Regions from separate parts of the Homo sapiens genome. Here regions 1 and 2 are each linked to region 3. Evidence: chromatin contacts called from ENCODE Hi-C data. All regions are on one chromosome and are shown on one strand. Each heading gives the region's core, a stretch centred on a gene start or an enhancer-like site at or near the end of the contact. The rest is flanking DNA. Distances are from core to core; before and after follow the strand shown. Region 1 holds the start of ALG9 (ALG9 alpha-1,2-mannosyltransferase). Region 2 holds the start of TIMM8B (translocase of inner mitochondrial membrane 8 homolog B). Region 3 holds the start of DDX10 (DEAD-box helicase 10).

Region 1 (3,868 bases), core at 1,233-3,732, 3.2 Mb before region 3:
GGGTTAACATTTGGGTCTGTTTGACTCTAAAGCCCATGTTCTTTCTGCTACTTTCTGTTACTTCTTCCCTAGTCTTTAACAGTAATCGTTCAACTGTGATTAAACTTTGCCTCTCTGGATTTTGGGGCCTTCTGTTGTAAGTATCTCTAAGGGACACTGGAAAATTAGCTTAGGATTCTGCAGAATGCGGTACTCTAATGTGAAGTAATGTATGCTCCTGTTAATAGTTAGGCTCCACATTTGGGATTATATTCTGTGAGAGACATGACTGTCTTATTTATTCTTAGAGAAAAGCACTTGGGAAGGCAAGAATGGAAGTACAGAGACAAATTAGGAGGTTATTGCAGTAATGCAAATGAGATAATGACCTGGACCAAGGTGGTAAAATGTTGGGTTGGATAATATTTGGAAGGACTTGCTGATGAATTAAACATTTGTGTGTGGGTGAGAGAGGTGTGGGGTTAGAGAAATAAAGGAATTAAGCAAGACTACTAGGTTTTTGACCTGAATACCTAGAAGATTGGAAGTGTCATTAACTTGGATGGAAACACTGCCATACGAGTAAGTTTGGGGAGTGGGATAAAGAATCAAGGGATCTCTTACAGACACATCTATTGCTGAGCTCTCCACATTGACTATTTTGCTAACTGATGGCAGGTAATGTGATTTATCCCTTTCTTCTATCCTCAGTAGTGCTTGGTACATGTATAAGGTAGCGTTTGAAAGCTGGATCTTAAAACAAGGGCAGGAATGTGAAGGGAGAATTGTTAGGCAAGTAGGGTGTGCATTTTGGGCAGAGGACATCCATAAACAGAGATATAGATAAGGGAGCATTTGGGGGCACTTTCTAGGCTAGTTAGCTGGGATGTAAAGTGTGCATAGGAAAGTAGTGGGAGATAAGATTGGAACGGTAAGTTGGGGCTGGAGTTCATGAATACCAAATGCTAGAATAAGGAGTTTGTACTTTATTTGGTAGGCAATAGGAAAACATCCGGTGGTTTTTTATTAAGGAAGTGCCCCAGAGTAGTGCTTTGGAAAATTAACTGGTTAATGTTGCACAGGATGAATTTGAGATGAGTGATCCCTGTGGAGATGCTATTGTGTTAGTCCTACGTAGACAGGGAGGGACCTGCATTAGACTTAAATGAAAAGGAGGAGATGGGTATATGAGATACAGTTAGGCTGGGTGTAGTGGCTCACGCCTATAATCCCAGCATTCTGGGAGGCTGAGGTAAGTGGATCACTTGAGGCCAGGAGTTCCAGACCAGCCTGGCCAACATGACGAAACCTAATCTCTACTAAAAATACAAAAATTAGCCAGTGTGGTGGCAATAGTCCCTGCTACTAGGGAGGCTGAGGCAAGACAATCTCTTGAACCTAGGGGGCAGAGGTTGCAGTAAGCTGAGATTGTGCCACTGCACTCTAGCCTGGGTGAGCAAGGAAGACTCTTGTCTCAAAAAAAAAAAAAAAAAAAGAAGAAAAAGAAAAGAAAAAAAGAGTTAAGCTGGATATTTGAACTTGGTAACTAATGACTGCATGTGAGAATTGAGCAATATGATCAATCTCCATTTTCAATACTTGGGAATTTTTAGTAGGAAATCACAACCTTCTGAGACCTTGTCAAGAGATTAGCATTCCCTCTATAAACTTGTCCCAGTTACTGGCATGGAGCTCGACAGGGTAGGATATAGCTCTGTGATTAGAGGAGTGGATAGAGTGTCAGGATTAGATGAATGACCCCCAAGATATGGGGGTCACAGGTATGATATCATCAATGTGCCAGTATAAAAATGATTGTAGGAAATGAAGACCTTTCACCAGATCTGGTGGGAAGAGAGAGCATGGGCTTTCCGGTAAGATAGTCCTGGGCTGGAACATAGCTCCACCATTTACTAGCTCCAAGTTTATTTAGTTTCCTGGTAAATAAAACAAGGTTGTTGTATTAAGTTTAAAAAGGATAAAATATGTAAAATGCCTACCACAATGCCGTAGTAGCGATGACAGTGATGGACATCTGGTTCAATTTGCCGCACAGAATTTCATCAGTCTACACTCTGCCATTACCGGTTTGTCTCTCTGAAGCAGTTTTTAGCTACAGGCTGCCTCTGTCACTCTTACCAAAATACAGAGAAGGCAAGGTGTTAAAAATGACATTTTAAGGACCTTTTAGTAGATAGCTGTGCTGTGATATTTAACTGAATACTTCACATCTCACTATGTAGATTTCTTTAATCACTTTCTATTTGTTTTTTCATTTAAATAGGGGAGCTGAGAGGTGGTTTTTTTTTTTTTTGAGAATGGAGAATGCTGAAAAGTGACGGAAAAGAGGGTTGGAGGGAGGTAGGAATGGCTAGAGTTAGAAGCAGGTGGATGGGACAGCCCTGATGAAGAAACTCCTCAGGTTCTATTTCTTCGCTACTCGGGGATCTGCCCCAATTGGCCCAGTAACGCTATAATTTAGTATTTTCTGCGCATGTCAAGGTCTTTTGTCCCTCGGCGGACACCGTTTGCCAGCCAAAGCTATGTCTGCGCGCTCACCGACTTCATAGGGTGCCGAATTCTTTTTTCCCCAGGCTTGCCATGGCTAGTCGAGGGGCTCGGCAGCGCCTGAAGGGCAGCGGGGCCAGCAGTGGGGATACGGCCCCGGCTGCGGACAAGCTGCGGGAGCTGCTGGGCAGCCGAGAGGCGGGCGGCGCGGAGCACCGGACCGAGTACGTGTGCGGCGCGGCAGGGGCGTGGCCGGCCGGCGGGGCGGTTCGGGGCTGCCCCCGGGAGGGTCTTAGCTGTGGCGCGCGGGGCTCAGTCCGGCCTGGCCTCACCGCGGGAGGCCCGAGCTCCCTCTTCAGCTAGGTCCTATTGGTCTTCCTGGGCGGGTCAGCATTCAGTCTTCGCCCACCTTAGATCCCTCCACTGCGCTGTAAAACTGCCTTGGAGTGCGGATCTGTGATGCTCCTGGGCCAGGCCTAGAGTGGGCACAGCCTCTGTGGGAGATGTAGACAGGATCAAAGAGTATACCTTTTACGGCTGTTCCTCACAGCTCCTTTTATTCTCCCTCAAGTCCCGACCCTTTACTGGGCCCATCCAACCCGCCATCACCTCTTCCCAAACCCTGGAGGCTGCAGGTTAGAACTGCATTAAGGGAGCTGTCAACATATGGAATTGGAGTAGGCTATGTACCTTGCACCTAGGCTTCTATCTGAACATAAGGGGGAATGAATAAAGCCATCAAAAGCAATGACCTTGTTAAGAAAAGAAAGAAAAGGAGAATGACAGCTTTGTGGCCTTCAAGTGAGTGATTAGTTGGCTTGGGATAAATGGAGTGACATAAATGCATTGAGCTAAAGTGTATGAGTTAATTTATGCCTTAAAAGCAGGAAGTGGAAGGAGTGATTGAGTGATTAAAGTCAATTCTTCAGAAGGCTGAGGCAGGAGGATTACTTGAGCCTAGGAGTTTAAGTCCAGCCTGGGCAACATAGCAAGACCCTATCTCATAAAAATTTTTTCTTAAAAATCTGAATTTTTATTAATTTTACTGAGAAAAAACAACTAGCTATTCACCTTTTTAGGTGAATAACTTAAGTGCTTTGATGTCCCTTGCCCTTTTTGTCCTTTCTATCTAGATTTAGGTCTTCTGATTAGCAGGTCCTTCCTGACATGCTTTTTTTTTTTTTTTTTTTTTTGCTTTTGAACAGGTTATCTGGGAACAAAGCAGGACAAGTCTGGGCACCTGAAGGATCTACTGCTTTCAAGTGTCTGCTTTCAGCAAGGTTATGTGCTGCTCTCCTGAGCAACATCTCTGACTGTGATGAAACATTCAACTACTGGGAGCCAGTAGGTGATTTCTTTAGTTTTCTCTTTTTGTTCTTGA
Region 2 (3,924 bases), core at 1-2,500, 3.4 Mb before region 3:
CCCAGAAAGCAGCAGCGATGGAGAGAACATACAATGGTGGCTCGGTGACAAGTGTATGTGCTGCACTCCACACCATTCTGGGATAGGTCGGTCCTGAAGAAATGCTGAGATATGAGCAGGTCTGACCACTGGAGTTCGAAGCAACAGAGCTGAGGAAAGAGTCATTAGGATGATCATAAGAACCTCTCCTTTAACAGGACTGACAAACTTTCTAAATGACCATAGGTAAGCTACTTAACAATAAATAGGGGATAACATCTTATTTGTAAAATGAAGATAGCATCTATTTCACTGGGGTTACTGTGAAGTTAAGACCAGGGAACATCTGCATGTTCCCTACTTTATTTAATGACACCTCAGGCATTCTTTAACCTAACTCAGTAATCTGGAAATCATGAGAGACTTTTCCCCTAAATTCAATCGCCAAATCCTATTGGCGTATCTCTTTAACAGTTCTTGAGACAATCTTCTTTTCTTTGTGCTACTTTCCTAGTTCAGGACCTCATCTTGCCCGGACTACTATGACAGTGTTTTCCTCATCAGAATGAAAGCTCGTTGAGGGCGGGAACTACGTTTTCTTCACATTTGTATCCTAGCATTACTACAGTACCTGAGGTAACACAAATGCCCAGGTTAAATGATTTTCGAACTGATCCCCCCTCCACTCCCACATCCAAACACACCAACTCCAGAAGAAATGGGCAAGCTCCTAACCCTCTTTCCCGACTCAGGGTGGGAGCGAGTGGGGAGCATTCTAGGGACAGTGAACGGGGAGAAAACAGAACTGCTATGTGGATTAGCCTCATCAGGACTGCGACTTCCAGAGGGAGCTCTCTTTCTGATTATTCCCTCAACTCGTCAGCTCACAGCAAGTGAAATATACCTTCGGGTAAACATCTGGACCCCTAGACTACAGTGGTCATTGCTGTGATTTCGGTATTTTCTTCTCCTCAAGAGATCTCCCACCCGGCAGATGAGTCCTCACTTCCATCCCCTTCCCTGGCTGGAGGCTACGCTAAGCACCTCAGGGTGGGAAGACCCCTCACCTCGGCCTCCTAGGGCACCGCAAACGGCACTCAGCCTCCAGAGAACCGCCATCTCGTTCCTGAGGGCTCAAGGTCATCCACCAACCCGGAACCACTTAGGCGACAATTCCCACCCACGACGACGAAAGAAAACAGGGAAGAGGAAATGCTGGGTGAACCGGAAGTCGAGAGGCGGTGCACACCCGTCGCGCATGCGCAAACACAGCTGTCGGAAGGTGGCGAGCCTGAGGCGAACAATGGCGGAGCTGGGCGAAGCCGATGAAGCGGAGTTGCAGCGCCTGGTGGCCGCCGAGCAGCAGAAGGCGCAGTTTACTGCACAGGTGCGGGGACGGGGAGGGTGAAGGGAAAGGAAGTTTCACCTTCCTTGGTGGTCCTGGGCACGCTCGGAGGTCTGTACACTGGCGGCTCACTGGTGCTCGATCCCGGCTGCATCCCATTCCCCTCACGAAAGACAAAGTTATGGCTCTCCTGTCCCTGGTGACCGGTAGTGCTCAGGTGCCAGGTATATAAGCGTAGCGTGGAGAAAAGAAAAGGTGTAAAACAGGGAAGATTTGGGCGACGCAAGGGTACGGGAGACTAGTTAGCCGGCGACATGACTGGGCTGGCATTCGAAAGATCTGGGTTCTCATCCTCCCTCTGCTCCTTGCAGGCCACGTGCCCGTAGAAAAGATACTCATCCACTGTGGGTTTTGGTGTCGCCGTCACCCCACTGCCTCACTGGATTGTGAGGATCATATGCGACAATGTATTTGAAAACGACTAGAACATTATCGGAGGAAGGTGGACTCTGAAGTAGTCGCTGTAGACTATGGATGTAGAACAAGGGTTTGGAGCCCTTCGGACATGGTTCTAACGCGGCCTGACTTCTTGCTGGCTACATGACCTTGGACTACATAATCACGCCTCTTAAATGGGAGGTGATGACAGCTATCCTTGAGGACCTTAGAGAGAACTGATTTCTTAGTACCCAGCCTCACAAATAGTAAGCTCTTGGTAAAATGGTTTTTTCCTTTTGGGTGGGAGGAAGAGGGTGCTCGGATGACCAGCAAGAACCCTGGCTAGAAATCTTTGGGCCCTGAACATTCTAATGACAGTGCACATAATTTCTGTGCCTGTATGTGCATTTTTCTGGGGAGTGGATCCATAACCCCCAAAAGGTTAATGGAAGAATTACCTTGTCTAGGGGATAGGTTTGGAATAAAATGAGTGCAATAGTTTGGGAAAATTAATTGGTTCCCTAGTTGGTTCACAATGGTGCTAGCTACTTTGGGGAATATAAAAGGTTATTAGTCCTACCTGAGAATGTACAATCTGTAGGGACGAGGATCTGGATCAATATTGGTGACTAATTAGGAAATGAAGAAAGAGAAGAGCCCAAAGTGACTCCGTGGTTGATTTAAAGAATGGTTTTGTCAGGTGTCAAAAAGTGAGAAGTTAATAAACAAGAGTTAGGCCTATCTGCAGACCCCAATGGTTACTATTTTTCTTTCCTTTTAGGTGCATCACTTCATGGAGTTATGTTGGGATAAATGTGTGGAGAAGCCAGGGAATCGCCTAGACTCTCGCACTGAAAATTGTCTCTCCAGCTGTGTAGACCGCTTCATTGACACCACTCTTGCCATCACCAGTCGGTTTGCCCAGATTGTACAGAAAGGAGGGCAGTAGGCCATCCCCCAGGAGAATGACAGAAGCAAAGGACTTGTTACTAAGCAGATTTAAGGGTCAGTGGGGGAAGGCTATCAACCCATTGTCAGATCAGCATCAGGCTGTTATCAAGTCTGTTGGTGCTAAAAAGTAAAAGATGAAATGTTCAAAGAGTGAAATTTATTTATTTGGAATTCAGAAATTCCAGGTTGTATGACATCAGTTACTCAATAAGTGTGAATTCTCCAACTCTTCTTTTAATCCCATTTTAGAATTTAATATAGAGATCTCTGATTGGCAGGAACACTAGAAATAAATGTTCCATGGCCAGTAGTGCAAATGGGGGATTGTAGGTTTTGAAAAACCACCCTAAGCCATATTAAGGGGGTTGGAAGAACCATCGAAGCCTAAGGCATAGAAGAAAATTTGGGGTTAAGAAAGATGAAGAACAAAAAACAGCTTTATTGCTTATACATGACCAAGAAAAGGAAAACATGGCAAAAAAAAAAAAAAAAAGGCAAGATGTGTATTCCTTGCGAAAGAACAAGCCTGCTAACTTGGGAGGAAGGGAAGGTCAGGACCCAAATAGAGCCAATTTCCTGGAGATGGCCTGTTCTACTGGCACATTTTCCTGAGTCTGTGCTTAAAACCTTTCAGGTACTTTCAGGGCACAGAAACAATGCATGCTAAAAAATATATGGCCAAAGCTCCTTCCAACAAAGATTTAACTTGCTCCAGGAACAAAATAATTGCTTTAGGTTAAGAGGTAGTAATTAGAGACTATTCTTCTCCCTTTAGACCCCCACTAATCCCAAAAATAAAAATACACACCATGGAACACTGACAATTGAGTACCAAAGTATTAAAATTTAAAATAAATATCCCAAAAGGTAGCACCTGCTCATAGTTAAGGGATAGGGCACCTCTGTCCAACCATGTATTTTAAGACCAAGCACTTTATTAGAAATCTGTCCCGTAAAGAGAACAAATTTAGCAGTTAGAACTAAAAATACCAACTCATGGAATGTCATCATAGTTGTATCTACTGCTGGTGTCTTATACTGTCATGCTACTGTGAAGTAATTCCGTATTACACATCAGGAAAGTAAGGCCAGGAAGGTGAACTTACCTGCTCTGGGCCTCCTCATAACCAATGAGTGGCAGAACCAAGACCGAAAGTCTGAGTTTTCAAGCTTTTTACTCAGCCCATTAAGTGACAACCAGGAAAAAATAA
Region 3 (4,189 bases), core at 1,019-3,518:
GCAGAAGTACAGAGGACAAATTAAAAGGTTTAAGGCCTAGGGGACAAAGCCCATCAGCCACCTGTTTCACTAATTAAAGTTTTACTGAAAAACAACACCCATTCATTTAAGTATTTCTATGGCAGCTTTTGTATTACAAGGGAACAATTGAGTAGTTCCACCCTTAGGACTACAAAGCTGAAAACATTCACTATCATTTACAGAGAAAGTTTGCTGATCCCTGTTGAAAGCAATATTTACTATAGTAATCCAGGCAAGAGATGATGGGGACTGAAGACAATGCAGTAGGGATGAAGAAGCATTTGAAAAATGTAAGCAGAACAGATCAGCAGTGTGACCGACTGGATATAAGAGTAGGTAAGAGAGAAGTAGCTAAGACTGCTCCTAGGTTTCTAGCTCTACGGTCTGCTGAGATGGTGGAGCTAGGATGTGGTGCTGAAAATGATCCCAACTCATGTCCATGTATTAACTTCTGGAAGGGATGAATGTTACCTTACATGGCAAAAGTGACTTTTCAGATGTGATTAAATTAAAGATCTTGGGATGGGGTGATTATCCTGGATTATCTGTGTAGGCCCTAAACGCAATCGTAAGCGCCCTTATAACAGAGGAACAGAGATAGACTGACACAGGAGAAGGCAGAGACTGGAGTTATGCAGCCACAGGCCAAGGAATGCCAGCAGCCACCAGAAGCTACAAGAGGCAGGAAACAGATTCTCCCCTAGAACCTCTGGAGGGAGCAAGTCCCTGCTGACACCTTGATTTTGGCCCAGTGAAACTGATTTCAGACGTATGGCCTCCAGAACTGTGACAAGGTAAATCTCTGTTGTTGCTGGGCTTTTTTGTTTGTTTGTTTAAGACAGAGTCTCACTCATGTCACCCAGTCTGGAGTGCAATGGTGCGATCTGGGCTCACTGCAACCTCTGCCTCCCGGGTTCAAGCGATTCTCTTGCCTCAGCCTCCCGAGTAGCTGGGATTACAGGCACCCACCACTAGGCCCAGCTAATTTTTTTGTATTTTTAGTAGAGGCGGGGTTTCACCATGTTGGTCAGGCTGGTCTCGAACTCCTGACCTCAAGATCTCTGTTGTTTTAAGCCGCCAAGTTTGTGGTAATTTGTTACAATGGCAACCTTAGTTACAAGAATGTTCCATCTGTTAAATCCCTGATTGTACTGCACTAGAAGGGGGCTGAGAAGCTGAAAGATGTGGGTGAAGACCAACAAACATGGGATTTAGGGAAAGGGAAAAGAGGAATTGACAGACCTGTGGAGTCTGGAGGTTGGGGGAAGAAGTCAGGAGGTCAAAGTGATCATTACAGGTATACTCATCTGGGAACACCAGCTACAATGTGGGGATGATAGGTGACAGAAACAGACCAGCGGTCCAGCTTTTCTAGGCCAATTCTTGGATGGGGACATGAAGCCTGTGGAGAAAATGAGGTGGCCACAGGAAGGAGCATAGATGATGTTGAGGGATGCAGTCTGGCTTCATGGTTAAAAGCAAAGGCTTTGGGATTAGAAAGACATGGATCTAGCTTCCAATTCCACACCACCTACTAAGCGTGAAAGATTCGGACAAGTTTCATTCCTCTTAGAACCTCAATTATCTCATCTGTTAAATAGGATTATTAATATCCATACCTCAGATCAAGTCAAACAATTACTGTAAGCACATGGTGAGTGCTTAAAAATGTAGGTGTCATTATTACCACTATTGTCATCAGTATTATTAATATGAATATGACTGTAGCTATTACAGCATTAGTCTCCCTACCCTTAGGTACGGCCGCATTTCTATTATTTTTTTAGGAACAGTGTGGCAAGCAGAAGAGTGGCCAGAACGGTGCAGAGGTTTGAGCTGTGGCACCCGGCGTGACCTCTCATTCCCGGCCGGGTCCCGGTGACAGATCCGCCGCCTCCACTCTGCAACTCCTCGCCGCAGTGAGACGCTGCCCCGCTGCTGGCCGGCCCGAGCCCCCTCCCCAGCGCCGGCCTCACCTTTTCATAGTTCTGCATGAGGCGGCTGATACTCTCGCGCTCGACCTGCCATTCGGGTTTCTTCAGTTGCTTCCTCAACTGCTTCTTTTTGTTCTGCCTATGGCTGTGTTTTTTCTTCCAGCGATTGAAGCTCCGCACCGGGTCGGGTCGGGCTCCCGAACCCGGAGAGTTGGCCGTTTTGCCCATTGCGGCGGCGGCGGCGACAGCTCGGATCAACCCCAGACACGAGACACCTAAGGCCAGACTCACGGAACCAGCATGGGACAAACGCACAGAGGCGCATGCGCGAACTCAGAAGCCCGCCCCCGAGCTTTTGAAACCGGGGCACGCGCCAATGACGTCAGGAAAAGGAGGGCTGTGATTGGCGAATTGGCTCCTGCTGGGAGGGGCAGCCTGGGGAAACGGGGGCGCAGCACTCCACGGAAGGGGGCGAGCTGAGCCGAGCCGGGAGCACGCCGGCTCTTTAAAAAAAAACGCATGCGCACTGTTGTTGTTACTATGGTGACGTCATACACTGACCCTTTAAGGGCTATTAACACATTTGCTCCAGGTTCAACTTTGCTAAGCGTTCGTGAGTATGTGTGTAAACACATACAATCTGTGAATGAAAATTGTGACCCTCGTTTTGCACTTTTCGGGCCAACGAGCCAAAAGATTTGCCCAGAAGTAAACAGCTAGTTAGTGACTTCTGATTTCCATCCATGGTGGTTGTACTTCCTCAGGAATAAAAATGAATATTCTATATTCTTCTTATGCCCCTCTGGGTTTTCCTTTTCCTCTGGGCCCCTCAGACTCTAGCTGCAACAGCAAGGAAACTGGAACGGAATCAAATTGAATTTGCCTTAAAATGCTTTTATGGAGACAAAATGATAACTAAACGTAAGGAGGTAGGTAATAGAGGCCGGGCACGGTGGCTCACGCCTGTAATTCCAGCAATTTGGGAGGTCGAGGTGGGTGGATCACCTGAGGTCAGGAGGTCGAGACCAGCCTGGCCAATATGGTGATGCCCTGTCTCTGCTAAAAATACAAAAATTAGCCAGGCGTGGTGGTGCACACCTATAATCCTAGCTACTTGGGAGGCTGAGGCAGGAGAATCGCTTGAACCCCGGGGGCGGAGGTTATAGTGAGCCAAGATCGCCCCACTTCACCACAGCCTGGGTGAAAGAGTGAAACTCCGTCAAAAAAAAAAAAAAAAGGAGGTAATAGAAAAGTTATTGCAAGTTGGACATTTAAGTGAACTGGCTTTCAATGAATTGAATTTTTTGACACATTTACCTACAGCCTCCAGGAAAACACCGGATGTGGGTGGGAGAGCTTAGCTGTAGCAAAGGAGATTGGAAAATTGAGTTCAAAGTTCACAGGCAGAATTTTGGGCTCTCAAATTTCCTTTCCAACCCCACATATCCAGATCACTACTCTCAACTCTATGCCCATCCTCCAAACAAGACATGGCTTATTGGAAGGGAGTGAGGACAGGAGGTGAACAAGAGAATTTCCACACTCAGGAACACTAGATGTGGTAGACAGTAAAGCTCAATAAGGAGTGATTACATGAAAGTGTATATACATCCTCAAAAAATTAAAAATAGAACTCCACGTGAGCCAGCAATTTCACTTCTGGGTATGCATAGCCAAAATAATCGAAAGCAGGGTCTCAGATATTTGCATACCGTGTTCACCACAGCACTATAGCTAAAATGTGGAAGCAACCCAGGTGTCTATCAACTGATGAATGAGTAAACAAAACATAATATGTACCTAAAATGGAATATTATTCAGCCTTCATAAAGAAGGAATTTCTGACACATGCCACAACGTGGATAAACTTTAAGAATATTAAGCTAAGTGAAATAAGCCAGTCACAAAAGGACAAATACTATATATGGTTCTATTTATATGAGAAACTTAGAGTTGTCAAAATAATAGAGAAAGTAGACTTGTGGTTGCCAGGGACTCAGGCAACCAGGGGGTTACTGTTTAATCAGTGCAGAGTTCCAGTTTGGTAAGATGAAAAGAGTTCTGCAGATTGGTTGCACAACAATGAGAATGTAATTAATGCAACTGAATTGTATACTTACAAATGGCTAAAATGGTAAATTTTATGTGATGTGTATTTTACTACATATGTATACCACATATGCATACCTACAGAACGATAAGGCCCTCAGCTATAACTCACTTTTTTCCTAAAA

What was found. A loop is a pair of places that touch in the nucleus more often than their neighbours do. Pooled maps may share reads with other maps.
Region 1: a loop to region 3 is called in a map of B cell, with 8 times the contacts of the local background. The contact joins the promoter of ALG9 here to the promoter of DDX10 in region 3. A Hi-C loop is called at or near these places in 4 of 168 maps with a recorded cell type or tissue (B cell, CD8-positive, alpha-beta T cell and naive thymus-derived CD4-positive, alpha-beta T cell) and 10 of 50 pooled maps.
Region 2: a loop to region 3 is called in a map of CD8-positive, alpha-beta T cell, with 8 times the contacts of the local background. The contact joins the promoter of TIMM8B here to the promoter of DDX10 in region 3. A Hi-C loop is called at or near these places in 3 of 168 maps with a recorded cell type or tissue (CD8-positive, alpha-beta T cell and naive thymus-derived CD4-positive, alpha-beta T cell) and 9 of 50 pooled maps.

What each region holds. Positions count from the first base shown.
Region 1 is chr11:111,870,195-111,874,062 of GRCh38, reverse strand. ALG9 (ALG9 alpha-1,2-mannosyltransferase) reads left to right here and starts at 2,482. Exons shown (of 15, transcript NM_024740.2): 1 at 2,482-2,711; 2 at 3,693-3,831. The coding sequence starts at 2,581. It overlaps FDXACB1 (ferredoxin-fold anticodon binding domain containing 1), which reads left to right. Exons shown (of 5, transcript NM_138378.3): 5 at 1-7. RefSeq lists a silencer at 2,537-2,846.
Region 2 is chr11:112,084,082-112,088,005 of GRCh38, reverse strand. TIMM8B (translocase of inner mitochondrial membrane 8 homolog B) reads left to right here and starts at 1,250. Exons shown (of 2, transcript NM_012459.4): 1 at 1,250-1,366; 2 at 2,544-3,206. The coding sequence starts at 1,283. The coding sequence ends at 2,711. It overlaps SDHD (succinate dehydrogenase complex subunit D), which reads right to left and starts at 1,133. Exons shown (of 4, transcript NM_003002.4): 1 at 1,047-1,133; 2 at 33-149. The coding sequence starts at 1,098. It overlaps NKAPD1 (NKAP domain containing 1), which reads right to left. Exons shown (of 6, transcript NM_018195.4): 6 at 2,856-3,924. RefSeq lists enhancers at 1-169, 863-1,132, 496-1,695.
Region 3 is chr11:108,663,148-108,667,336 of GRCh38, reverse strand. It overlaps DDX10 (DEAD-box helicase 10), which reads right to left and starts at 2,268. Exons shown (of 18, transcript NM_004398.4): 1 at 1,998-2,268. The coding sequence starts at 2,183.